Linked DNA regions of Mus musculus: region 2 is linked to region 1. The links are chromatin loops, found by intact Hi-C in ENCODE. Cell type or tissue: heart. All regions are shown on one strand. Links, peaks and the distances in the headings refer to the core of each region. The heading gives the core; the rest is flanking DNA. Region 1 overlaps Nubpl (nucleotide binding protein-like). Region 2 holds the start of Gm40423 (a long non-coding RNA gene).

Region 1 (12,680 bases), core at 5,212-10,211:
AGGTTCTATCAGATCTATCAGAGAACAGAAGTGACATCACTTGTAATGGTATACAAAGAGTGTGGTCTAGGACAGCTCTTATTGCTTCGTGTGTATTAAACTATAAAAAATTGAGGATTGCCATGTAGAAAGGCAAGGGTAGAATGTTTCAAGTTAAGAGATTGTATTTTAAGCTGTGAGATTCATCACAAGAGAAAAATTGGCATGATTCCTTTAAAATTTACATTTTTGGATGATAATGTGTAGACTGGTTAAAGACTAAAATGTCATTTTATTGGAAGCTTTGTCTATGTTACATTTTTCATAACTTCTGAGTATTATTAGAGGAGTATTTGAAATGGTTACTTATATGAAATGCTTGAAATTTCGGAACAATAAAAGAGGGCGTTTCTGTAAAAGGACCAAAACCTTAGTAAGCCCTAAACTGTGATGGGATCAAGAATTTAATTCTTAAAAATGCAGTATATGCTTTTGTTTAAAAAACATCATATACCAAAGTATCTTTATAAACCTGTCTGGTGCTTTCTGTGGTAGATTACACATTGTGTGACATTTGGTGACATGAAAAGTGATTGCTATCCTTGTAAGGTTTGAATGGCTCTAGTGTAGGTACAAAGGAACTCTGATAAAATGGATGCTAATGGTTAAGGTTAAATCACTTTCATCTTTCTCTAGACTCTCGTGGCAATCAAAATAATGCCACCGAACATTTTTATATCTCTTATATAGATATATTTTTAAAATGAGCAGCTCTTTTTAGTTAAATAGGGCCAGTGTAAATAGGTCCATTTTATATGCTGAGATTGTAGAGTTATAGAATACATTAACAAAACTAGAAGTTAGAGCTCTTGACGTCTGGTTTAAAGAATTACTAAAATTTCATGCGGTGCTAATCTAAGATAGGTGTTTTTGAAAATGAGCACAAGTAGTTTTAGATCTTCAGTTTTTTGCTAAGTGCCCATTTTGTGCAGGGTATTTTCTCATTAGTTTGGTTGCTAAAAAGTTTAAAATAAATACAATTGGCTATTCTGTTTGTCTGTTTCCCTTGCTGTAACAAAGTGTACAAGGCTGTGTACTTTATAGAGAAAAGAAATTGTTTAGCTCATGAATTTAGATTGTAAACGCCCGAGCTTTCAGTAGCCCAATATGCTTGACCTCTGATCTGGGCTCCCTTGGCAGTGTTACTTTGAGGTAGTAGGCGTCATGCCAGGAGCTTATGTGAGGAGGAGGGTCTCACCATCCATCAGGTGGGAGACTAGAAACTCGGGTATGTGCCTCTGAGCAATAGCAAGTGTTGTCCACCTGTAGGTCTCCATCTAGGAGAAGACCATGTGGAATTTCCCATCCATGCTGGGATGTCGGTTGGTATTGCCTGTATGCTCTCTAAAGTAACCATCGTATTGAGGACTGTGGTGGTACTTCCCTGTCATACATAGAAGACACTGTCTCACAGCAGGCTGCTCTTCTGGCTGTTATACTCTTTCTTCCCCTCTTGGTGAGTTTCCCTGAGCCTTAGGTGCAAGGGGTTGTGTTGCAGATGTATCTGTTGAGGTCAGAGACCCCATAGTCACCAATTCTCTACATACTGATTAGTTGTGGATCTCTGTAACTTGCATTATTGCAAAGAGAATCTTCTTTGATAAAGGGTGAGAGCTACATGTATTTGGAAAGACTTAAGATAAGTATTTAGAATACAGTTAGAAATTATATTATTTGGGGGAAAAGGTAGTAGTAGGCTCTCTTCTTGGGCCTATGACATCTCTAGCTTTGGATAATTGACTAGGTGTATAGTAGGTTGATTTCCCTCCTATTAAGTGGGCTTTAAATCCAGTTAGACAAGTGTTGGTGACCCCTGGGGTAAAGGTGCCACCGTGGTACTATTGTGCATCTCCTGACAATCCAGCCATTGTTGTGCTGAATAGCACTATTGGTTGCTTTTCTGCCTTGGCAATTGCACCTTTGAATACTGAGAGCCAGCTGTCAGGGAGGAGGCTTCCAGGTCAATTGCAACTTAATTTTAAGTTCTGTTCTGAAGTATGTGGTGTCTTCAGCATTTAGGTTCTTACCTTCATGTTCTGGGAGGCAATCAAGGGAAACAGTAGTGTCCAATGTTGCTTGAGGTATCTTTTGGAGTCCCCTGACCAACAATTCAAAGTTTCCATGCTTGGCACCAGGGCTTTTGTTAGATAGCCTTTGGTTCTTGGTAAAAACATTTTACCCTTTGTGGCATAACTTCATGTAAGTTATTTATATGTGTTTATACACTATCCTCCTTAGGGTTATTATTGCTGTGAGGAAACACTATGACCAAAAACAAATTGGGGAGGAAAGGGTTTATTTGCCTTACACTTCCACATCAATGTTCTTCAAAGGAGGAAGTCAGAGCAGGAACTCAAGCAGGTCAGGAATCTAGAGTCAGGAGCTAATTCAGAGGCCATGGGGGCATGGGGGTGGGTGCTGCTGCTTAGTGGCTTCTTCTTAGTGGTCATCCCATGGTATGAGCATCTCCAAATGTATATGTACTAATAGTAGTTTCAAATAAACATAGAATCCTGTTTCCCCATGGAGTTTTCAATCATCCTTGGTGTTCTCTATTCCTTTTTCCCTCTTGCTTAGCGTTTCCCTCCCTCTACTGACTCCAGGTAAACTCTCCCTTCTATCGTCTCATTTCCCTTTTTATATCTTTAGAGATGAGTCTGTTACCTGGAGTAACCACAGAAAGCTGGGTAGTAGAACATCAGACCCCACCTTTTAAAGGTCCTATATCACCCTAGTACCACCATTAGATTAGGCCTCTAGTAAGTAAGTCCTTTGGAGGACACACGTACAGACCATAAAAACATGAACCTGTATCGTGTAATGAGATACAAATAGTAGACAAGAATAGTTGAGCAAGAATGCACTTATGTACTGTGGCTAGAGTTCAGAGCAGTCTTTAGAGCTAATACAATAGAGAACACCCTGTGTAGTGGGTAAATTGTGAGGGAGAAGATTGGGAGGAAACAACCCACAAAGCTCCTTGTTCCTCTATGGAAAAAACAGTCTAGGTTTGAGAGGCAGTCCTTACTTCCACTTAATAAGATAACTGGGGCAGTCAGGTTAAACAGGGGCAAGGTTTAGAAATACAGTTAGGAGCAAATGCTAGATCATACAGTCATAGGAGGCCTTGGAAACAATATAATACACACTCCAGTTTTACAGTCAAGAAAACTGAGACCTAGGGTGTTTCTGAGTTTCTTGCCCAAGATTAGTCACAGCTAGATGGGGCCAGAGCTAGGATTAATTCCTTCCACATGACTGTATATGGAAATATATTAATAACAGGGCTGAGGAGGTGGCAGATTGTGGAAATACTTTGTATGTGTAGAGAATAATTTTTGCAGAGATGTGATTAATCATCTTTTAAAAGAAAGAACTATGGTCTAGCTTTTGGGTTGTTAACCAGAGAAATTAATAAAAGAAAGCAGGAATGCTCCATGAAACTGTTTTAAGACTAGAATGATCTGTCTAATGGCACAAGGAAACAACCTTCCTGGCATCTTCTGAGGCATTTTATTAATAATCATAAACATAGTAGCGGATTTTTTTAATAGCACCTCTTTTTAGATGCAAGGCATCATAACAGATATCAGTGTCTAGCAGTGGTGTAGTACTGCAACCCTCAGAAATGGTATTACTGTGCCATTTGTGAGAAAGAAATTGAAGCCAACGTGGTCACACAGCCCATCAGCTATAGGATCAGATTTTTAATCCTTATATATTTTTATCTCAAAGTTGATAATAGATAAGACCTCTTCTTCTAAAGTTACTGCTAGATAGAAAATAAATAAATAAAAGTTTAATAAAGACGTACAACCAAAACTTTAAAAAAAATATCAATGACATTCAAATTATTGATATTTTGATGAGAAGAAATGTTGATTCCAAAAGAGTTTGTGGGTTCCTGTTGGAGAAATGCCATGGGATATTGCTTGTTGTAGCTTGCTCTGCTTGTCTCCCCGTTTGTGTGCTGTGTCACTTGGTGGTCCTGCTCTTTTCCCTTACCTGGCCCTTCCCAGGACCTTCAGACAGTAGTCTGTGGCACCACTTCACCTTTACTTCACCTAATCAGGTATTAGTTGCTAATCTCTCCTCTATTTTTATTTGCTCTGATAGACTGTCTGTCTGGGCTCTGAAATGCTGTGTTTTTGTGTATTAAACTGTAAGCTGTGTGATACTGGTTATTGGAGTATCTAAACCACAGAATTCATGAAGGTCACAGAATCCACTAATCATACCAAGTCTTTGCATTTCAACAAACACTCTCCCAGGGCCATCTGTGTGTACAGGGTCCCCATCACTCAATGTTGACTCCATTCAAGCCTGACCAGTCTGCATCCACATTTCTACCATAGCCCTTCACTTTACCGGAACCAACCCATCAATTACTGTGTGAGTTTTTCAGAACACAAACTTTTAAAACCCAGCTTAGGAATTGGCTCTTTCTGGCCATCTGTATTGCTTCTCCTTGTCTTCCACTTCTCCACCCTTCACATCACGTTCACCACTCCCTCTTCCTGTCGCTCAGTAGAGCTTCAGGACTCCATGCACATCCTCTGTGTTAGCACCGAGTACTCTGTGGCAGTCCTCGGTTTTTTCTGGTGTACCAGTTAGACCCCTGACTTCTGGGTGGCTGGCCCCATAAGTGTCTCATCAACACGCGTCTGAATAACGAGGTTGCAATGCTCTGGCTGTGCTGCTCAGTCAGCTGTGATTTCAGAAGCCAGGGGTCAAAGGCAGGAAAGGAAACTTGCGTATGTCAAACTTGTGTGGATTGGCCAGGCAGTGTAGAGGCCTCGAGAGCATGTGAATAAAGTCATGTAGGAAGCAAGCTTCCCCTGAAGTATTAAAAGATACTTTGTTTTGTTTCTCTTTGGCCAGGTGCTGTGATTGTCTCCACACCTCAGGACATTGCACTGATGGATGCACACAAGGGTGCGGAGATGTTTCGGAAAGTCAATGTGCCTGTAAGCATTTACATCCTCCCTGGTAAAAGCATGAGATCCCACAAGCCTATGACAAGTCATGAACAAAACATCATCCGTGGTTTAGTTTAACCTTCTGTTGAACATTTCATGAACGCCTAGTTGATCTTCCCAGTTACTGTAAAGCATACTTAAGGTTACAAATATGTCTAAATCATGCTAATCAAGAGGAATTCTGAGCCAGAGTGCAGGGATTTCAGGTTTTCTGCACAACTATGCTCTCCAGTGCTGATGGAGTCCCGTGACTGTCTCCGGAAATGCTTTCGTGATAGTCTACAGTAAAGCACCTGCAGGGAAGGAGGGGAAAGGTGACTCCCTTTCCTTCTGGCTCTCTCCATTTTAAGTCTTGATAGCCCAGGTTCTTCTAGGGAGTATTTTAGGATATTCTGTACATGACAAAATAACGTAAGAATGTAATAAAAATAGACATAGAATAATTAAGATCAGATGGAGCCCAGAGTAAAGTCAGCAAACAAATTGCATGCCATTAAGGAACTTAAATATGCTATGAATTTTCTAGCAGCCAAAGGAAAGCAGCATGATACCAATTAAGACCCTGTCCATGTGCACATGGTTAGAACAGGCTGCTTGCTCACGAGAAGCCCTGCCGAGGCCAGACACATATATACTTTCACTAGATTCCTATGAGGAGGAAACTATATTAAACACACTCCCCTCTTCTTTACTCTGAGGGAAAGGTTCTCCTTCTAGTGGCCTCAACAAAAGCCAAGGCATAGAACCAGAGGGCAGATAGAACATGAGCCCTGCAGTGCTTCTGTCTGTGCGCCTCTCCACGGACATCTTTAGAGCTAATAGAAATAGGGCTTTGAAAACTTTGGTTCAAGCCAAAAGGCTGGCTCAGTGGTAAAGCACTTGTTGTATAAGCCTAACAACCTGAGTTCAATCCTCAGAACCCATGTGAAGGTGAAAGGAGAACCGACTCACACATCTGACCTCTCATCTCCACATGTGCGTCATGCAGTGCACACCTGTGCTCACAAGTGCATATGCAATAATAATAAAGAACAAGTTTTAAAGTCTTAGGCACATGGATTAGCATCAGGGTTCTCATACTTCTCTATCCTGCTTTCCTTCCACCACAAACTGTATGATATTTTTGTTTGTTTGGTTATGGGAAGAACCCATAACTTTCCTCTAATTCTTCAAAGAGACCATGACACAGGATAATGTTCTGGGATGCTTTTAAGTGTTTGTCTCTGAGAGGAGCCTTGAAAGATGTAAAAGATTATATATAGTAGAGTCAAGGTGCCCCTACCCAGGAGTACCTCTCTTCCCATGCTAGCGGGAGTGGTGAGCCTAGTAAGGGACATGCCTGGCTGCTTTCTTTCCAGGACACTGGCTGCTTTCACTGGTAGACCTGAATGTGTGATTAGTGGGTTTAGAGCAGGCATTCTAGGCTCCACAATTTAGCTTGGAAAAAGGTTAAAGCAATGCTAATCACATGGCCACTACAGACAGAAAACCTCTATTGCATGTGTTTTGAACAATGTGACTTGAAATATGTCCTCCAGAATAAACTAGATGTAAGCACTGGCTGTGGAGATCACTGACCAGTGCATCATCTTACATGAGATTAAAATGTTAAGTGGCAAAGAGAGAGGCAGCCTTCTAGTGTAGTTGATGGCTCTGAGTTAACAAGTGGTCTATAATCCTTCCTGGAAAAAGTTAGTAAAATGACCACTGGTCTGTTAATACCACTGCAGGGCCTGGATACTAGTGCTCTGCCTGCAGGGATGTGAGTGCTGAACTTTGCCTATGCTGAGGTGAAGGCAGAGAGTCTACTGCACTCAACATCAGCAAATCCATGAAGGAAAGTGATTTACCAACAGGGAGCAGATTTTCTCTCCCATTTCACCTCAGAAACGATCCGTTTTATACTGCTAGATCATTTTAACTAACACTGTCGTTTGAGGTCATAGTGGCTATGGGCCGTACCCTTCGTGGACTCTTTACTCAAAGTCTAATGCTCACACTTGCAACAGTCAGCGTGTGTGCTCTTAGTTCAGATGTTTCTTTCCTCTGACATTCTTGATACTTCTTGAGATACAATTATTAAAAAAAAAAAATCTCATACTGATGTGTTAGATTTTTTTTTTCTGGTCTCCAAGCCAGAGAGTAGGCCATATAATTCTTAGAGAACATAACAGAGGAAAAGAGGCCAGTCACTAAGCCCAGCTGGGATATCGCTGGCTAGATGCCACATAAGGATAAAAGTTGAGGATGTTAACAAGGAAATGCCACAAGGAAGTGAGGGGTGGTGGCCTGCAAGGGCCCGGAGGACTGCATCCAGGCCTGGTGAAGAGAGGAAACAGCTGCTTGGGATCGCACAAGTCGTTTTAAGTTTGCAGGCTTAGGACAGTTCTGGGTCTTGATAAGGCCAGGATGTGGTCATGGGTGTGTTGGGACTAAATGGCATAGAAATGAAAATCACCAGAGTGTCTATTCTGAGGTTGTTTCTAAGATGGAGTTAATCCTCCCCGCTTTTCTGGCAACTTAGACATCTGCCTGCTGTATCTCTGTGACAGCGCTCTTTTTATGCCCTGATTTTAATCATTTGCCCTCTATACTGCAAAATCAGTTTAAAAACAAGTAGGATGTCTTAATCATCTCTTAAACCCAAAGGACGCATGCGTGTCTGGAGTAAAGCTCACCAGTGAACAAGAACGTCCAGTGCTGAGCTCTGTATGCAGTCTAACAACCATGGTGCTGCTCTGTAGAAAAGTGGGTCTCAGTTATCAGTGAGACGTGAATATGGTGACTTCTGAGCCTTCTGGCTCTTAAAAGCTCCAAGTGTAAGGCACAGCAAAGTGTTCAGTTAGAAAGTGCCCCGTAATGCAGAGGCAGTGCTGCGCAGTTTATCCCACTTCATTCCTGTTCCCCTGCTTTTCAGCCTTGTTCTGTTTTCCCCCTTTTGAAGTGCATTAGTTACCATGGAGACAGTGATGTCATTGGAATTCATTGGTATGGACAGAGTTTAGTGATGTCTGCAAGAACGTTTTGAAGTTAATTTAAATGATTTCTTAACTCAACGCATAGCTCGGGAAAGGAGGAAAGAGATGAGGGATTAAATTCTGGCCTCTGCCTGAAATGATAAAAAACTATGAAAAATCCTTGATTATAGCAGGATTTGTATATAGATTGCTCTTTTCAAAAGCATGTAAGAATGTTCAGCCTTGCCCACTTTTGGTAGTGAGTAATTTATGTATGGTATCCTTCTGACCCAGTTTTGTCACCTCCTCTCTGAGAGCGCCTTGTGTACCTTGCTGCTGTTTGACCGCCTGAGTGTTGGTCTCACGGGGATTGTCTTTGCAGGCCTTTCTTTGGAAGCCCATCCAGCTCCTGAAGAGTCCCGCACTGTGTGGTTACTCCCTCATGCCTCAGCCACGCAGGGGCTCACTTACCTCTAATTCAACAAACGGTCGTTAACTGATGTATTGCACGAGTACCTATGTGCTGATACTTAGTGCCCTTTATAATGAAGCACTGTGTTCCAGTTTACTTTCTCTTGCTGTGATGAACGCCACGACTAAGAGAAACCTGGGAGGAAATCAGCGTCCATCACTGAGGGAGGCCAAGGCAGGAATTCACAGCAGAAACCATGGAAGAATGATGCATACAAACTTGCTTTTCCTGCCTTGCTCAGCTACCTTTCCTGTGCAGCCCTGGCCTGCCTGCCCAAGAATGGCTTGGCTAGCAGTGGGCTAGATGTTCCTGTGTCAATTAGTAGTTAGTATTTACTCAGCTGAGCCTTCCTCTTCCTACTGACTCTAGCTTGTATCAAGTTGGCAAAAGCTACCCAGCACTAGAGTGAGACTTCCTCGGACCCACCAGTGATGTAAATAACGACACAGAGGCTTATTAATGTTTTTTAAGCTTAGGCCTTAGGTAGGCAGTCTTCTTACTACTCTATCCTAAATAATACTGGCCCACATCCCACTATGTGGCCAGGTGGACCTCTCTGCTCTGCTCCAGGCATCCACCCAATGTCTCTATCTCTGCCTGTCAGTTCTGCCTTCCACTTCCTGCCCAGCTATTGGCCGTCAGATTCTATTAAAGCCAATCAGATACAATTCTAGATTGCCTTAAGCAGGTGAAGAAGGAACAAATATTTACAAAATAGGAGAGTGAAGATGAGCCCTTAACTCTCTGCGGGTACAGGATTAGCAGTTGAATATCCAGACACACACCTTCACACAGTGAACCCCAGCACAGCGTGGACTGTATGCTTCTATGATAACCCCAGAAAGAAAAGCAGACCCGTTTTCTCTGACTACTTTTTGATTTGTTGATTAACTTTGTGATGTTGAAGGAGCCCTAAGATCTGAGAATAAGAAAACTTACTTCTTTGGGCCAGTGGGGCTGGTGTTATGGGAAAGCCATTTGCTTCTTTTCTGTAAGTTTGGACATGGTGAACTATTCCCTGATATGGTCACTTCCTGCCCAGGTAACCTGTGTTCACTCTTCAGATTTCAGCTCAGGAGTTACTTGCCCTGGGGAGGTTTTTTTTTTCCACTCTCCCAGCATGCCATGTAAAGTTAATGATACTTCCTGAGAACTCTGTACACATGTCCAGTTCACCTCTCACCCCACTACAGGCTTATCTTCGGTCTTCACACAAGAGTCTGAGTCCCTGAGTGGCAAGGGAACCTGCCTTGAACATCCTCCCCGACTCAGCCACCCGGCCCCCAGTCACACTGTCACTATGACCCAGAGCATAGCCTGCTCTACCCTTTTCCTTATCTTAGCCATTTTGCTCTTCCTCCACTTCTCAGCATTCTTCCATCCCATGCGTCCTCAGGACCTTCAGCTGCTTTGACACCCAAGCACATTTTACCCTCACTTTCCACTTAAATCTTTTCATCCTTAGGTATCCAGACTAAATAAGCAGACCTTTCTCTTGGGGACTCGGCCTAGTGCTGTTTACTACGAGAGCTCCTTCTGTTTGTGGTTTCAGTATGCTCTTTCCCCTTTCACATTTCCATTTCTACATTGTAAGCTCTAAACATGTAGCTGCTCACTAAATGTATACTAGATGAATGATCTGGGTTTGATCTTTCATATTACATTTGGACTTTTCTTATGAGGGGAACCCATAAAAAGATAACCAAGAAGGAGGTACAGTTAGAATGGAGCTTTAAAGTGTTTTAATGTGCTGGAGATGATGGGACAGGCTCCAAGTATACACGGAGATAGTAAGGAAACCTGAACGGTCAGACACTTGAATGTGATGATGCACTGTTGGTCATGAATCAGTACAGTAAGATAGAACCAAAGGTTTTACACAGCATTAGCCTAAATTCTAGTCAGTTATAAAGACACATACATTCATGTGCATTTCTAGTGGATGGGGTGTAAAGTGCCAAGGTGATAGGCATCAGCACCTGATCCAGAGTAACCGCAACGAAAGGGAAGGACCTCACATTGCCGGAGGATTATGTTCCCGTTAATCTTCCTGGAGCTGGTTCTCTGCTCAGCATGACCCCACAGTAGTTTACTCCTGCATGCTAAGTGTCAGCCTCACCTGTTTTACCTGTGATGCTGCTGTGGTTTGGTTGTGGTTTGTCCCTCAGAAGGACTACACGGGAGACTTGGTTCTCAGGGGGGCGCCTTTGTTATGTCACTGGGGCATGCTCCCAGAAGAGATTATTGGATCAGTTAAAAATAAGAGTGACCATGGCCCCAAATCACCCTCTGGCTTCCTGTTTGGTGATGTGACTTCACCCTTCCCGTAAGTTTCTTCCATGTCATGAGATACTCATGAGAGCTTAGCTGATACACCAAGTCCTATCATTTCCAAAACTGTGGGCTGTAGGTCTCTTTTCTTTTTGTTACAGCAATAAAAGCAGGCTGATAAAGATGTACTTAGAGAAGTATTGTTTCCAAGAGGACCTTACATCATACTGTTTAAATTCTTTTGAGGATTTCATGTTGACTAGTTTGCATATAATGTAACCAGTGACTTCCTTCTTGACAGTAAGGAATTTTATTGTTTTTATTTATTTATTTTACTTTATTTTTAGAAAATGACTTTTACCCTTTACAAAAGTATACTGACCGCACTGTGCACCTCGGCCGTAATTGCATTCTAGTAACCAGCTGCAGGGTCGGCTCTGCTTTTCCACGGGGTTTCTTCAGAGTCCTTGTGTGCTCGAAACTACACTGCCTTTCTAAGTTAGTTAATGCATTAAGCTCATTTTACCCTCAGAACACCCCCGCGAGGAAGAGAGCATCATTCCCCCATGTTACAGGGAAACATACATAAATGTGTCCATTTGTTTAGTGAGGTGCTGGGCTACTACATTAGTCACTCCCAAGCAGTCCACTCTTTCCAGGGCCCACATTCTCACCTGTGATTTCTGCAGCTGAACCAGAATTGAGATGGGCCCTATGGGCATCATGGTTCATTCCAGAGACAGTCTAAGAGTCTAGTGTTTGCTTGTCATTGAGGTTTACTCTTTCAAGTAAGGATACGAAGCTGGTGGAACAGGAGCACTGAGAAGTGCGCTGAGGCTCTAATGACCATGATCTTTAGGAAGGCTTTGGCTTCATTGCATTCCTGAGTGCAAAGGAGAATGCAAATTGGGCCTGTCTGTCACTATCCCCTAGTTATCATCTTAAATCGCTCTTCTAAACTGTATTGACTTATCATTATCCAAGGCCACTTGCGTCTGTGAGTAAAGTCCTCAGTCCATTTACTTGTCCTCCTGTTTCCACACTTAAGTCAGTGACCTGGACTGACTTTAGCTTTGTAATTTATTATGTAACCTAGGGCAAGTAATTCCACATCAGGTTTCTTGTACTCCTTGTCCCACTGGTCATAAGGAGCGGTTGAATAAGATTGCACTTCAGTCCATGGCATAACTTAGCATGTAGTACTATGATTAGTAGCTCTGACTGTTACTGTTTGGTGGCAGACTTCAGGAACCAATATAAATCCTCTCTTCAGAGACTAAGACTGCAAGATCTAGAAGAGTTGGACCCCATGGACCATGGCCACTTCTCTGGTCCATGAAAGGGGTGTAGACACAGACCTCCCCACATATTCTTTTCACATCAGACTTCTTATAAAGACAAAACCAAGGACAACCATCGTGTTTTTAAAGTTATAGGTTCTGTATGCATGCTTCAGAAATAGATGCAAAGCAGAAAAGCACCTATGAATCTATGTCCATTACTAGTATTCATTTCTTTATGTAACAATGTACTCCCCCACTACACACACAGTTTCTTAAAACATAGCTTTTAATGCTTGTGACAGGTTCCAGCCAGCATTTAACCTGATTCTAACCTTGAGAAATTGGATTATGTAGTAGCCTAACAGTCTTATTTGTTGCTTGCTTAAATTAGGGTTTCAAATAGCAAAAAGAAATTAAAATTTTGAGTCTGCTTAATTCAGTACATTTAGACACAAAAATCCAATATTCAGAGCAATGTTGATATTTCAAGAGTCAGTTTTTTAAATGTTAATAAAAGAAGTACTCCTTTGAGCCAGTGATGGATAGGAATTATGTAGGAATAACATGTAAAATGGGGGTGGTGGCGGGTGTTAGCCAGGCATGTAATATTTGCTTTCTTCAAGTAAAACTAGCTGAGATAAGAAGGAAAAGGGGAGCTTATACTGTGATGAGGCATAAA
Region 2 (12,680 bases), core at 4,446-9,445, 72 kb after region 1:
TAGGATTAGAAACCCACATAGTATGTGCTATAAGCATATGGCCCCTTTTTGTGACTCATCACTTGAGATATGTAAATGGTGTCACCATAGAAGCAGCAGAAGGGAATAGGAAAATATGTGATATAATTATGTTTCAGGAAAGAAATAGCCAATTATGTTATCCAAGATCAGCTCTAAAAGCATCATGAAACTTCTTGTGTGTAGCTAAGGATAAAACAGTGCTATATTTTGTATTCTCAAACAAATAAGTTCCAAATGCAAACTCCAGGATTTAAAGGACTATCATAGAAGATACAGAAATGCTTAGCACAGACAAAATCTTTGATACAAACGTTACAGTTCCAAAGATCACCTGGTAGCCCTGGGCAGCCTTTGAAATTTGGTTCATATGCTGGGCTTGTCAATACTCTACCCATTCTGCCAGAGGCTTAAAATTGGTTCTTTTTTGGTTCATTTGGAATGGATGAAGGAATGCAAAAGTTCTTGCTCATTCATCATGTGTACAAGGCAACATCTGTTCCCTGCTAATGTTTTGCTTGCATTTCTGCTTTCTGAGTACATTAGGTAACCATAGAAATGAACTTTCTCATAACCCAAAGGTGCAAATAGATAGGTAGACGCGCTGCTTGAACTAATATCAGCTGAGATGCACCAACTGCGAAAATGCAAAATCCTTTTCCATGATAGGTGAAGTTATGATCCTGATACCCGCATTCCAATGCTAGTAGCTCTGACTTTCCTACCTCTTATGTTAGACTTTCTAAACCTTCTGTAATATAGCAACTAAAGGGATAACATCTAATACATGAGAGGCTCCAGTATGCTGCTGGAGCAGTAATGATTATCCCAGCACTCCGTATGTTAACCAAATTTCCTAAAGAGTAGACTTCCAAAAACAGTTGTCTTAACTAGGGTTTCATTATTGTAAAGAGACACCATGACCAAGGCAATTTTTATAAAGAAAAATATTTAATTGAGGCTGGCTTATAGGTTCAAGGTTGAGTCCATTATCATCATGCCAGGAAGCATGGAAGCATCCAAGCAGGCATGGTACAGGAGAAGGAGCTGAGAGTTCTACATCTTGGTCTGAAGGCAGCCAGGAAAGGACTGACTCTTTGGGCAGAGCTTGAGCACTGGGAGCCCCCCACCCCCAACCTGCTTACACAGTAACACACTTCCTCCAACAAGAACACACCCACCCCAACAAGGCCACACCTCCTAATAGTGCCAGTTCCCATGGGCCAAACATATTCAAACCACTACAACAATAGAACATTTCTATCCCTGAACTTTGAGCATATTCAAACCACCACATTTTACTCTCTGACCCCCATAGGCTTGTTCAAGTTCATGAGTCTATGGGGCCCATACCTAGCCATAGCATAATGCCAAGTTCATTAAGTCCAACTTCAAAAGTCCCCATAGTCTATCAGTCTCAACAATGTCTAACAGTCCAAAGTTCATATTCTCTTCTCAAATTCATACAACCCCTTAATTATAATTCCCTATAAGATCAAAAGCAAAAAGCAGATCACATACTTCCAACATCAAAGCATATTTGTTACCATTCCAAAACATTAGTGAGGAAATACTGGACCAAAGCAAGACCAAAATCAGCTGAGCAACTCGAAACTCTGCATCTCTGATCTTCAACTCCTTTCAGCTTTGTTGACTGAAACACAATTGTTTCTCTTGGGCTGGTTCCATGCCCTGTTAGCAGCTTTCCTTGGCAGGTATCCCATGGCTCTGGCATCTGAAACATCTTGGGGTCTCTAAGGCAACTTAAACATCACAGCTTCTTGTTCCAATTTCTGGGATCCACACATGATCCTCTAGGCTCCTCCAAAGGGCTTGGGTCATATCTCCAACTGTGCCCTCTGTAGCACTCCAGAGTCCGGTTGACTCCACTTCACTGTAGCTGCTATTCTTGGTGGTCATCCCATGATACTGGCATCTTCAGCATGCTGATGATTCTCACCGCAACTAGGCTTTACCAATAGCGTCTCATAGGCTCCCTTCATGGTAGCAAGCATCATCTTCTTTACATGACCCCTTTAGTCCTGGGAAGCCAACTGCAACTGAGTCTGTACCTTCACCAATGGCCTTCCCTAGCCTATTATAGTGCCAAGACTCAGCTGCTCTATATGACCCCTTCATGCCTTCAAACCTAGTACCACCGGGGTGACTCTTACACATTACCAAGTACAGCCGCAGCACAAGGTACAACCTTGACTATCTCTGGAACATAGGTCCTTTGTGCTCTCAGAAAACACTTCCCAGAAGATTTCTCCTAAGTGATGCTGATCTCTTCTAATCATCTTAGCTCCAGATAACCTGAATCATTTGTCCCAGTAACCACTTCTATTCTTGACTCTAAAGCCAGAGCCACATGGGCAAGGCTTCTGAGTTCTGCTGCTTGCTGGAGCTGGAACATGCCCTCCTTGTTCTATTACGTCTTTCGCAGCCTAAGCTTGGCTCTCCTGGAACTTGCTTTGTAAACTGACCTTGAACTCAAGAGATCTGCTTGCCTCTGTCTCCTGAGTTCTGGGATTAAAGTTATATACCTCCACACATGGACCTAAACTTTTTTTCTACTTGGAACTTGCTCTGTACTAGACTGGCCTTGAACTCAAAGATATGCTTGTGTCAACTCCTGGGATTAAAGACATGTACAACCATGCTGGACCTAAGCTTTTCATAGCCACTAAGCCTCACGATCTGGATCAAAAGCATGTGTCTTCCAGCCTTACAATCTGGGTCACAGGTATGGCCTCCATTTATGGATTGTAGTTCATTCCAGATTAAAAGTGCAAATAAAAATGCTAACCAATTCATATTAATGCATAGGATGATATAACTATCCCTTGTCCACCTGCAAACACATAAACAATAACTTAGCTGGGTGGGGTCTTGCCCTGACATCACTATTTCCTTCATCTGTTTATTTCCTTGAACACAGGATTTAGCTCCATTCCATTTCCTGGTGCCCCTTTAATACTTAAACCATACATTTTGTATTTTTTTCCTTTCTAAGCTTGCTATGCTTGATCAAAATATTCTTCATGAGAATAAACTGGAGGACAAAGTCTATGCTTAGTTGTTTTGAGACTTCCTTTATCAATGCAATTAGTCTGAATCTCTTCACCTTAGCCTCAGGCAGACTCTTCAGACAAGGGCAAAAGGCAGCTACATTCTTCACCAAAACGTCACAAGAACAGTCTATAGGCTACATACTAAAATTCTTCTCTGAAACCTCGTGAGCCAGCAGGCCTCCACAGTTTAAATCACTTTCAGCACCACCATCTTTCATATTCCTACTAGGAATATGAAATAGGAATCTCACTTAAAGCATTCCACCACTTTCCAAAGTCCTAAGATCCACATTCCTCCAAACATGATTGGCCCCTCACAGCAATACACCAGTGCCTGGTACCAACTTCTGCCTTAGCTAGGGTTTCCATTGCTTCAAAGAGACACCATGACCAAGGCAACTCTTATGAAAGACAACATTTAATTGGGCCTGGCTTATAGTTTCAGAGGTTTCGTCCATTAACATCATGGCAGGAAGCATGGCAGCATGCAGTAGACACAGTGCTGTAGAAGGAATTGAGAGTTCTGCATCTTGATCTAACTGTAGCCAGGAGAAACTGAGTCTTCCACACTGGGCGGAGCTTCAAAGCCCACCCCCACAGTGACTCCCTTCCTACAGCAAGGCCACTCCTCCTAATAGTGCCCCTTCTCACTAGATGATCATTAGAACTCATTAGATGGTGAGGCCAGGCATATTAAAACCACCACAGACAACCAGTACCTACTGACCACCTGTAGGTTGTATCTCCTGGGGCAGTGCTGAGTGAAGAAGGTAGAGAATGGCCCTCGAAGAACCAAGGAAAAACACTAGCCCGTGATCTAATTGTCCTGTGATTTTTTTTCAGAATAGTTCCTATTCCTATCCCACATAAAGTGTTCTACACTTCATAAGGAGGAAATGTCAAAGATTACACTTGCTCCTATTGTTTTGGATTTAAAACAATGTATCTCTTTGTTTTGTTACATCACTTCATCATGCTATGTATGCTTAATACCAAACCAAAGGCAGATCTGTCAGGTCGATTTTTCACAATTGACCAGTTTACACAAAGTTTCAGTATTAGGACCCTAACTGACAACAAAAAATGTATGAAGTTGTCTAGCAGAAATTCTTGAAATTAATTGATATCAACACTCCTGAGACTGTGTCAACTAATCATTTATTCTCAGTAAAATCCAAGAGAGTCCATGTGCCGACTCCAGTGTCAAGCTCCACCTCTGTGTGTAAAACACACTGTCTTAAAGAGGCCACAGCTACTTCTGACCAAACAGACTAATTTTCTTTTTCCTGCGAGAGCAGACAATCTCCCTGTTAGAAGAACAAGAGGTGGATTACAGGCCCAAAGGACATTATGCTGTTGCCCCCACTGTCTCCTCCTCCTTCCCCCTCCTCTTTTAATCCTTCCTTTCTTCTCTCTTTCACTTTTCCTCCCCCACCTCCTCCTCCTTTTTCTTCTTGTCTTTGTTCCTTTCCAGCCACAGTTCCACAATGTTGACCACACAGGAGCCTTGACTAGTGTTGGATGACACTGACAGCTTTGCCTCCAGGTCCTCACGAGTTATTATAGCCATGAGCTCCCTGGGCAGCTTTGTTCTTTGAGGCAGCATCAAGCTTGCAGCACTAGTGTGGCTAGACAGCAGGAGGGGACACGGCTCTGGAGATGTGGGACAGAAACACCTCCCAATAACCTTTCCACTGTGCTCAATTCAATTGGAAATGTTAAGATGCCATACTCCTACAGCTGGTGACAAACAAGAGTTGAGATCTGGATTCTGATTGACACATCATTAACCTTCTTGCAAGACCAGGGCTCTTATGTGTCATTGAGAGTCACAGATGGGCAAGGTAGCAACATATACTTGAAGGCCCAAGTACTTGAGAACTGTTGCAAAGTGGGCCCTTAAATCCAAGAGTTTGAAGTCAGCCTGGGTATCATAGCAAGACTCCCATCTCTTAAAAATAAAATTAATTGATTTTTTTTTAAGAAGAGATGATTCAGCATCCCAATGTCTGCCATGGCTAGAGAGACTACTTTTCTTTTTCCAAGGTTCTAAGAGGCCATGTTTGCTTCTTCCTTACCTACAGCTTTGTATTCTTGATGATGTCACCTCTCCTTGGCACTGCACTCGGGCAGTTATAATGTCCTCACTTCCTAGGGATGTAACCTAGTTCAAAGACATACAAACAGCTTTGTGTTTGGAGAAGTATTCCATCCACACAGAGGAAGAAAGAAAGTTTCAAAGTTCCTAAACAATGAGTTAGGTTATTTTCCCTTAGCTCTTTGTTGAAATTGTATAGCAGAGAGTAGAAAAATGACAAGTAATTCTAAGCCATTAATTGTGAAGGACCTAGTAGGCTCAAGGGCCACCAAGAGTTGAAGCAGTGATGCCCAGCTCGGCCTCGAGAAGCTCGGAGTCATTAAGAGAGGATGTTTATACTTGGGCACACAGGGGGACAGAGTAGGGAATGAGCAGAGAGAGTAGATCAGAAAAGCTTCCCTGGAACAGGGGAAGCCGAGACGGCCTTTGAAGGATAAATATTAAGCAGAGGGCGTGGAAAACTGAATGGTGAGTGCAAAGAAGGTGTGGTCAAGAGGATGGTGTGAAGCTGAGCAGACCAAACGGGAGGTCCTGGTGCCGGGGACTTGGACTCCTTCAGTGGAGAACGAGACGTTGTATAGCTTTGGAGGCAAAGCCACCCCCTGTGTTTATAGGGAGCAAGCTAGATATTGTAAACATGGCATAGGACCTTAACTTATACTGAAAAAAAGCTTTCTAGTTTGCTTCCATTTAAATTCACAACAGAATTAATTGTATATCAGTTGGGAGATAGAAACTACATTGGTTATTTTAAAGCAGAGACCTTAACATAAATTTTAAGGAAATACTGAAGAACTAAAGGGCAAACTGTGTAGTAAATTTCACGGTTCTAGTTACCAGAGGAAATATCACCAACCCTGAGGTTGGAGAGACGTGGGAAGAGGTCAGAGTTATTAACACCTGCATTCTTTCACTGTGGTCACTTGGCAAGTTTAAAATAAATTATAGCTCCTCAAGTAAAATCCATCATGACCAGGGTTGGAAAAGTGGGCCTAGGGCAGCCCAGGCAAATAGAACACAGCCAGAAAGCCAGAAGAAAATGGGGCCTTTCTCGCCTTCCCAACCTCCCCGTCTCTGTTCAGCACTCGTGGCAGAGAGCCTGCTAGGGAGTTGGCAGGCCAGACTCCCAGAACAGAACCACAAAGCAGAATGAGAAGTTTGGAGCTGAGAGATTATAGCTAAGCATCCAGCAAATGCCTGCTCCCAGGGTGTGTGGCTCTGCTGAGAGGAAATGGGCTGGGTGTCCCAGAAATTTAGTCTCCTAAAACATTACTGGGTGATAAACCACCCTTTGGACTTAGTTTCAATCCCAGTACAGGAGCTAGTTGTGGCCTCAGATTTTCTTTTTCTTCAGTGTCTTAGCAAACCTTTTTTTTTTTTTAATGAATTTATTGATTTTTGAGACAGAGTCACACCCTGAGGCACAGGTCAGTTGAGACTCACAGCAGTCCTCCTGCTTCAGCCTTCTGAATGCTTGGGTTAGCCGCATGAGCTCTGTGCCTGACTTCTTGATCAGGTCGTTCGCACTTGTTCTGCCCCGAGCCCTGGTCCTGCAGGTTATATGACTCCAGGGGAAAGATGTGACTATTCCCAGCAGCATCTTTGCACATCTTACCTCACCTCCTAGATGACAGTTTTCTCAGCCTAAGTCTGCCTGATGGCAGCATGACTTTAGTCAATAGAATTAGGTTCAAATCCCAGCTCTGACGTGAATTAAACAACTCCAGTTTTTTAATCTCCAGTGGTTTAATCTCTGAACCTCAGCCCTCCATTTGCAAAATAATATCTACTGCCTGTTCTCACTGCACTGTGATATTTAGGGGAATGATGTAAACACAGAATCTGGCCCTTAGTAGGTACTCAGTAGGTCACCTCCTCTTATCTAATGTCTGTAAGCATATCTCATTGTATAGTAACAGTCAGGACCAACTTACCAAAACAGGGGCACTTAATCCTCTTTGGAGGGCAACTGAAATGTCTTTACGTAGTTCTCCTTCTCTCCAGGCATCTAGAACATTGGGTACACCAACGACAATTATATATAAAAAAAATACATAATGGCTGGAAGTTATTTCTGAAGAGGAAGGCCGTCCTCGGTGTATGTAGACACCAGCGGCCAGATCCTCTGTGAGAACAATAGCTATTCATTGTGTTACAAAGCTGGCACCAGCAGCCAGTGTTCCAGTGTAATTCCCACACAAACCAATCTCCAGCAAAATTTCCATGACTGTGTGGCTTGGTGTAAACAGCTCAGAGCAAGTGCTCTCTACACGTGTGCCCATGCAAATGTGCAGCCTTGTGGAGCGAGTCTTGTGAGTACCTTTAAAGAATTAATGATTTTTTTACAAAAAACAAAACAAATTATCATCAACCCAGCCCCTCAGGATTGTGTTTTGCTGCAGAGGACATGGGGGAGGGGAAAGCAATCCCTTCTGACCGAGCTGTGGATGGAGAGAGGACTATTGCAACTACCTAAAGTCACCAAGGCCCTGACTGGCTGCCGAGGCGAGCAGGTGCCAGAGGTCCTGACTCTTGGGCCAACGAATAATGGCAGGCTTTTTCTTTTTAAGTAGTAGTTAGAATTTGATAGCACTTAATATTTGCATTGACCTTTACAGCTATTGTTATTAGCTATTCCTCCCAGAGGCTCTTTGAACTAAAGGACACAACTATTTTTACTCAGCATCCCCACCACCACTGCCCCCCACACACATTCGCTCTTCAGCTGTAGGCCTGGTGGGTTCTCTGAACATGGTACTGACATTTGCCTAGAAGTAAGCTTCGTGTCCTTGTGGGCCACAGTCTCAGTGATAAAACACATTCTCAAGTCAAAACAATATCGAATACAGTGGATTTAACTATACTCAGTGTGAATCAGTTCACATCGCTTCTCTGCTGTAGTTTACTGTGCTGCCTGGTGAGGAGCCCAAGGCTCAGTAGTGGTTGAAAGACCTGCGTCCTCTTTGCTCCTTACTTCCCAAGTCTAACATCATCCTAGACAGTTCGCTCTTTGCAGCAACTCCCCCCAGGCATTTGCGTTGGATGATCCCAGGACCCCACTGCTCTTCCTTCAGGTATGGCTGCCTCTTTTGCCCCTTGCAGGCATGTGCTTAGACGTCACCTTCTCCTGAGGTCTCTCCCGCTGACCCAATTTAAAACCGCAGCTGTCAAGTCCTCACTGCCTCCTTGTATGCCACACATCACTAACTTGTCTATTATGTTTGTTCCCTGGTTATTTTGTCTCTCCTCCTCCTGACATAAGGCAGGGATCTTGGCCAGTGTAATCCACTATTGCACTCTAAGCACCTACACCAATAAATGCACAGAGAGGGAGGGCATCTAATAAATATTTGTCAAATGAACACATATTTAAACTTTAAAGGTTGTTGTCATGAGGCTCATTTAACCTGTGGGCTAGAATTTTCCTTGGTGAAGGCTCCCAGACTTGCTTTCCTCCCCTGACAAACAGTCCACGCTGACAGCAATTCTGTTCAACTAAACGAGACACTCCAACTCCCAAGGTTGAAAACAAGTGTGAAATCTCAGTGTTACAGTACAGAGAATGTCTGCACAGGGGTTCCAGCCCATCACCATGCAGCAGGGTTGCATCAGGCCCATGAAGATGGGTGGGCATGCACAAGACTTAAGGAAAGGGGCCTAGTGATGGTGGTGTGGGGTGAGTTCTGCTTCCACAGGGCCCACTGCATGTCCATAAACAGTGCTTTAGCCTCTTCGCCTCAGCTACCTTTTCTATGAATTCAAGGTAAGGAGGTATTTCCATGATGCCACAGGGCTGAAATGTCTGGTTTCCATGGGTGTGAGGATAAGTATTTAGAGTGTAGTTAGGAATCATGCCTGTTCAGGAAAGTGGCAGATGTAGGTTCTTCTCTAATGTGACTCACCAGCCCTGGGTACAAGGCTGGTTTTCTGGTAGCAGACATGGTTTTCCTCCTTTTGAACAGATCCTTAAGACCAATTACAAAGCTGTTAGCTTCAAACAAGGTGCTTCCATTGCCATAAGGCTCTGTGATGGTTAGTGAGTGAAGGCATGTGAAAGAGTTTGGCATAGAGTTGGCGCTGACTAAATCCTGGCTGCCATTATTGCTAATATCATTAACATTCTGATTTCTAGAATGTCCTTCAATCAAGTCTTGTTGAATGCATACAGATGATAAGACCTGTGTCAACAGATTTGGAGTAGTAAGAGATAAATCACCCATTTCTCCCCACCACCACCATATACACTTCTATACCACAACTTCCTTACTTGAGAGGCTGTAGTTCTCCATAAACAGTCCAGCTTGCTTTTGACTTGAGATCCTCCTGCCTCAGCCTCCTTAGTGCTAGAGCAGATTCCACCATACCCTGCCCTACTCCATGACTGCTTTCTCCACTCATCTCTTGATGGACCTGACAGTTGTTTCCATATCTTAGCTGTTGGATATAATGCATTAATGAACACAGAATGTTGATATCTTTGTGGTGTAGTGATTTATTCAGGGGAGGGTATATAACTATCAGAGAGACTAATGAGGCACGCGGTAGTTCTATTTTTAACTTTTAAGAACTCTGTCCCCTTAATTTTTTAAAATTTATTTAGTGGTATATGTGGGCTATGTACTGGTGAGCGTGCTCTATAAGTGAAGATCAGAGAAAAATCACAAGAGTCACTTCTCTCCTTCCAACATGTGATGTCAAGGATCCAGCTCCAGTTGGATCAAGCTTGGCAGCAAACACTTTGTGCTGGTTAGATTTGTCAACACAAACCTAGACAATATCTGAGATATGGGAATCTCAGTTGAGGAATCGTATCCATCAAGTTATCTTGTGGACCAGTCTGTGGGAACACTTTTTTGATTAATGAAATTGACGTAGGAGAGCCCAGTCTGCTGTGGGCGGTGCCATCTGTGAGCAGTTGGTCCCAGGTTGTAAAAGAAAGTAAGTCAAGTGATTTGTGAGGAGAAAGCCAGGAAACAGCATCTTCTATGGTCTCTGAGTCAATTCCTGCCTCCAGGATCCTGCCTTGAGTTTCTGCCCTGATTTCCCTCAGTGATAGACTGTGATCCTAACCTGTAAGCCATGGGTAGTAGACTAGGTTTACAGTACCAGACATGAGTTCCTTCCAATTGATTACCTTAGGTCCAATCAGATGGGTGTTGGTTACTGCCAGGCTAGAAGTTCCTCTATTGTACCTTTCAGGATGTCTCACCATTCTGGTCATTGTTGTGGTTTGAAGGCATCACAGCTGCATAGGCCTACTGATTGCTTTCTTCTCTTGGCAGCTCACATAGCTCCTTCCAGTACTGTGAGAACTAGTCCTCATGGAGGAGACTTCCAGGTCAGTACTAGCATGATTCCTTCAAATTCCTGTCCAAAGTATGTGATGTTTTCAGTGATAGGATTGTACCTTCAATTGCTGAGAGGCAACCAGGGGCAATGGTAAGAGCATAGTTTGTTTTAGGGGGTGTCTGGGGTCAAACTGTCCTGACCAACAGTTTGAAAGGAAGGCTTCCCATGCCTGGCACTGAGGTTTTGTTAGTCTATGGCTTTTGAGAGAACATTGTCACCTCCAAATGACATAACTTCATTTAAACTATGTACATAGGTGTGCACATACACTGGTATATATGTAATTTTGCATAAATTGAGAAGTTCTCGAACATCGCAACCATTAAGTTATAAAACTGAGATTCAAACACAAGCTCTCTGCTCTCACAGCTTGAAGTCTCAACCCCTCCATCTCAGCAGCTGTTTCCTGGTCCAGCAGATGTCAGCACACCACCTCTGTCCTCCAAGTCACCCCTGCCCTCTGGAAGACAGGTATCACGACTGAGCCAGGGGCTGCTGAAACCCCTCTACAGATGAATCCTATCTCTACTTCTTGGGCATCGTAGCTGTAGCTGCCCTGGGTGTCCACGGTGATGCTGGTGGAGCCTCCACAGACTGTTATTTCATGACTACAGGATGGCTGTGGAACACTGTTAGTATCTGAGCCCCCACGTGTGAGCTTAGGAGACAGCATTTGTCTTTCTCTTCTGTGCTAGATTTTACCAGAAGCTTTGTTTTGTTGTTGTTTTGAGATAGAGTCTTACTGTCCAGCCCTGGCTGGACTAGAACTCACTGTAGACCAAGCTGGCTTCAAACTCAGATTTGCCTACCTTTCCTTACTGACTTAAGGTGTATGCCACCATTCCAAACTAGATGTTTCTTATAATAATAAAAAAAAAATGAGGCATTTGTCTTTCTGGAGGTTTCTGGAATTATACCAAGCTTCCTTGGTTTTTATGTTGTCATATTGTCATTTTTCTAGTTTATATCAATCCTGGCTAGTTTTGCTTGTGTATTTGTTTGTTTGTTTTATTTTTGTCATCTGCCACCAATTAGAGTTATCTGGGAGGAGGACACTAAACTGAGAAAATGCTTCCATCAGATGGCCTGTAGGCAAGTCTGTAGGGCATTTTCTTCATTACTGATAGCTATGGGAAGATACAACCCACTGTGTGTGGTGCAGTCTTGGCCCATGGTTCTAGACAGTATAAGAAAGCAGGCCGAGCAAGCCATGGGGGGCAAGCCACAGGGGACATTGAGAGTTCCCTGTTTGCTTTAGTTCCTGACTTCAAGGTCCTCCTTGAGCTCCTGCCTCATTGCCCTCAGCAATGGGCTGTGAACTAAGAGTCAGTTGTAAGCAGGAACAACCCCTCTCCTCCCCAAGTTGCTTTTAATCATGCTGATTTATCTCAGCATAGAAACCCCAATTAAGACAGAAATTGGTACCAGGAGTAGGGTATTCCTGTGGCAGACCCAGTCATCTTGTTTTGGGTGGATTGTGGATGAACTTTGAAATTTTAGGATAGAAAAACCATTGTTCAGAACAGTGGTTCTCAATATTCCTAATGCTGCAACCATTTAACCCAGTTCCTCATGTTAGGGTGACCCCTGCCATAAAATTATTCTAGTTGTTACTTCCTAATTGTAATTTTGCTACTGTTGTGAATCATAATGTGAGTATATGATAGGCAACCCCTGTGAATGGGTCATTCAACCCTCAAAGGGACCATGACCCACAGGTTGAGAAATGCTGGGTTAGAGTTTAATGATCTACAGTAGGAACTTAGAAGGTAATGCTGAGAGCAAATGATCTACAGTAGGAACTTAGAAGGTAATGCTGAGAGCAGCACAGAAGACAGATTTGGCTTGTAAAATTTCAGCGGGAAGTTTGAGCATCCCTTAAAGCTTCTACTGGGGCTCTTCAATATGTGGCATTAAGAATCTGGCTGTTCTGGTCAGGCAGGGCTGAAGAACTGGCTATGATTAACAATAGACCAGAACCACTAAAGTGAAATCTTTGCTTTGCTGGGACTGTCAGAATTTTCTGCCATGATTTCTTGTTCTTGCTGGATCCATCCTCTCTCTATCTATCTATCTATCTATCTATCTATCTATCTATCTATCTATCTATCTATCTATCTCTCATCAGCTGTTAATGTTTC

Evidence for each region. Peaks named below come from ENCODE experiments on the same cell type or tissue, not always from the same donor. Only the 100,000 strongest peaks of a DNase experiment are listed, where the experiment ranks them.
Region 2: it touches region 1 in a loop (4-fold over the local background); 2 of 42 quality-filtered maps call a loop at or near these places.

Annotation. Positions count from the first base shown.
Region 1 is chr12:52,281,418-52,294,097 of GRCm38, forward strand. It overlaps Nubpl (nucleotide binding protein-like), which reads left to right. Exons shown (of 11, transcript NM_029760.2): 8 at 4,921-5,006. Among named protein-coding and RNA genes, the nearest start is that of Gm40423, 74 kb to the right of the region's middle. In heart, for the core only: no CTCF peak of the experiment used is centred there; a DNase peak (open chromatin) is centred at 7,354; H3K27ac peaks cover 445 bases.
Region 2 is chr12:52,354,004-52,366,683 of GRCm38, forward strand. It overlaps Gm40423 (a long non-coding RNA gene), which reads left to right and starts at 7,364. Exons shown (of 3, transcript XR_872748.1): 1 at 7,364-7,502; 2 at 10,473-10,528; 3 at 10,909-11,359. In heart, for the core only: no CTCF peak of the experiment used is centred there; a DNase peak (open chromatin) is centred at 7,378.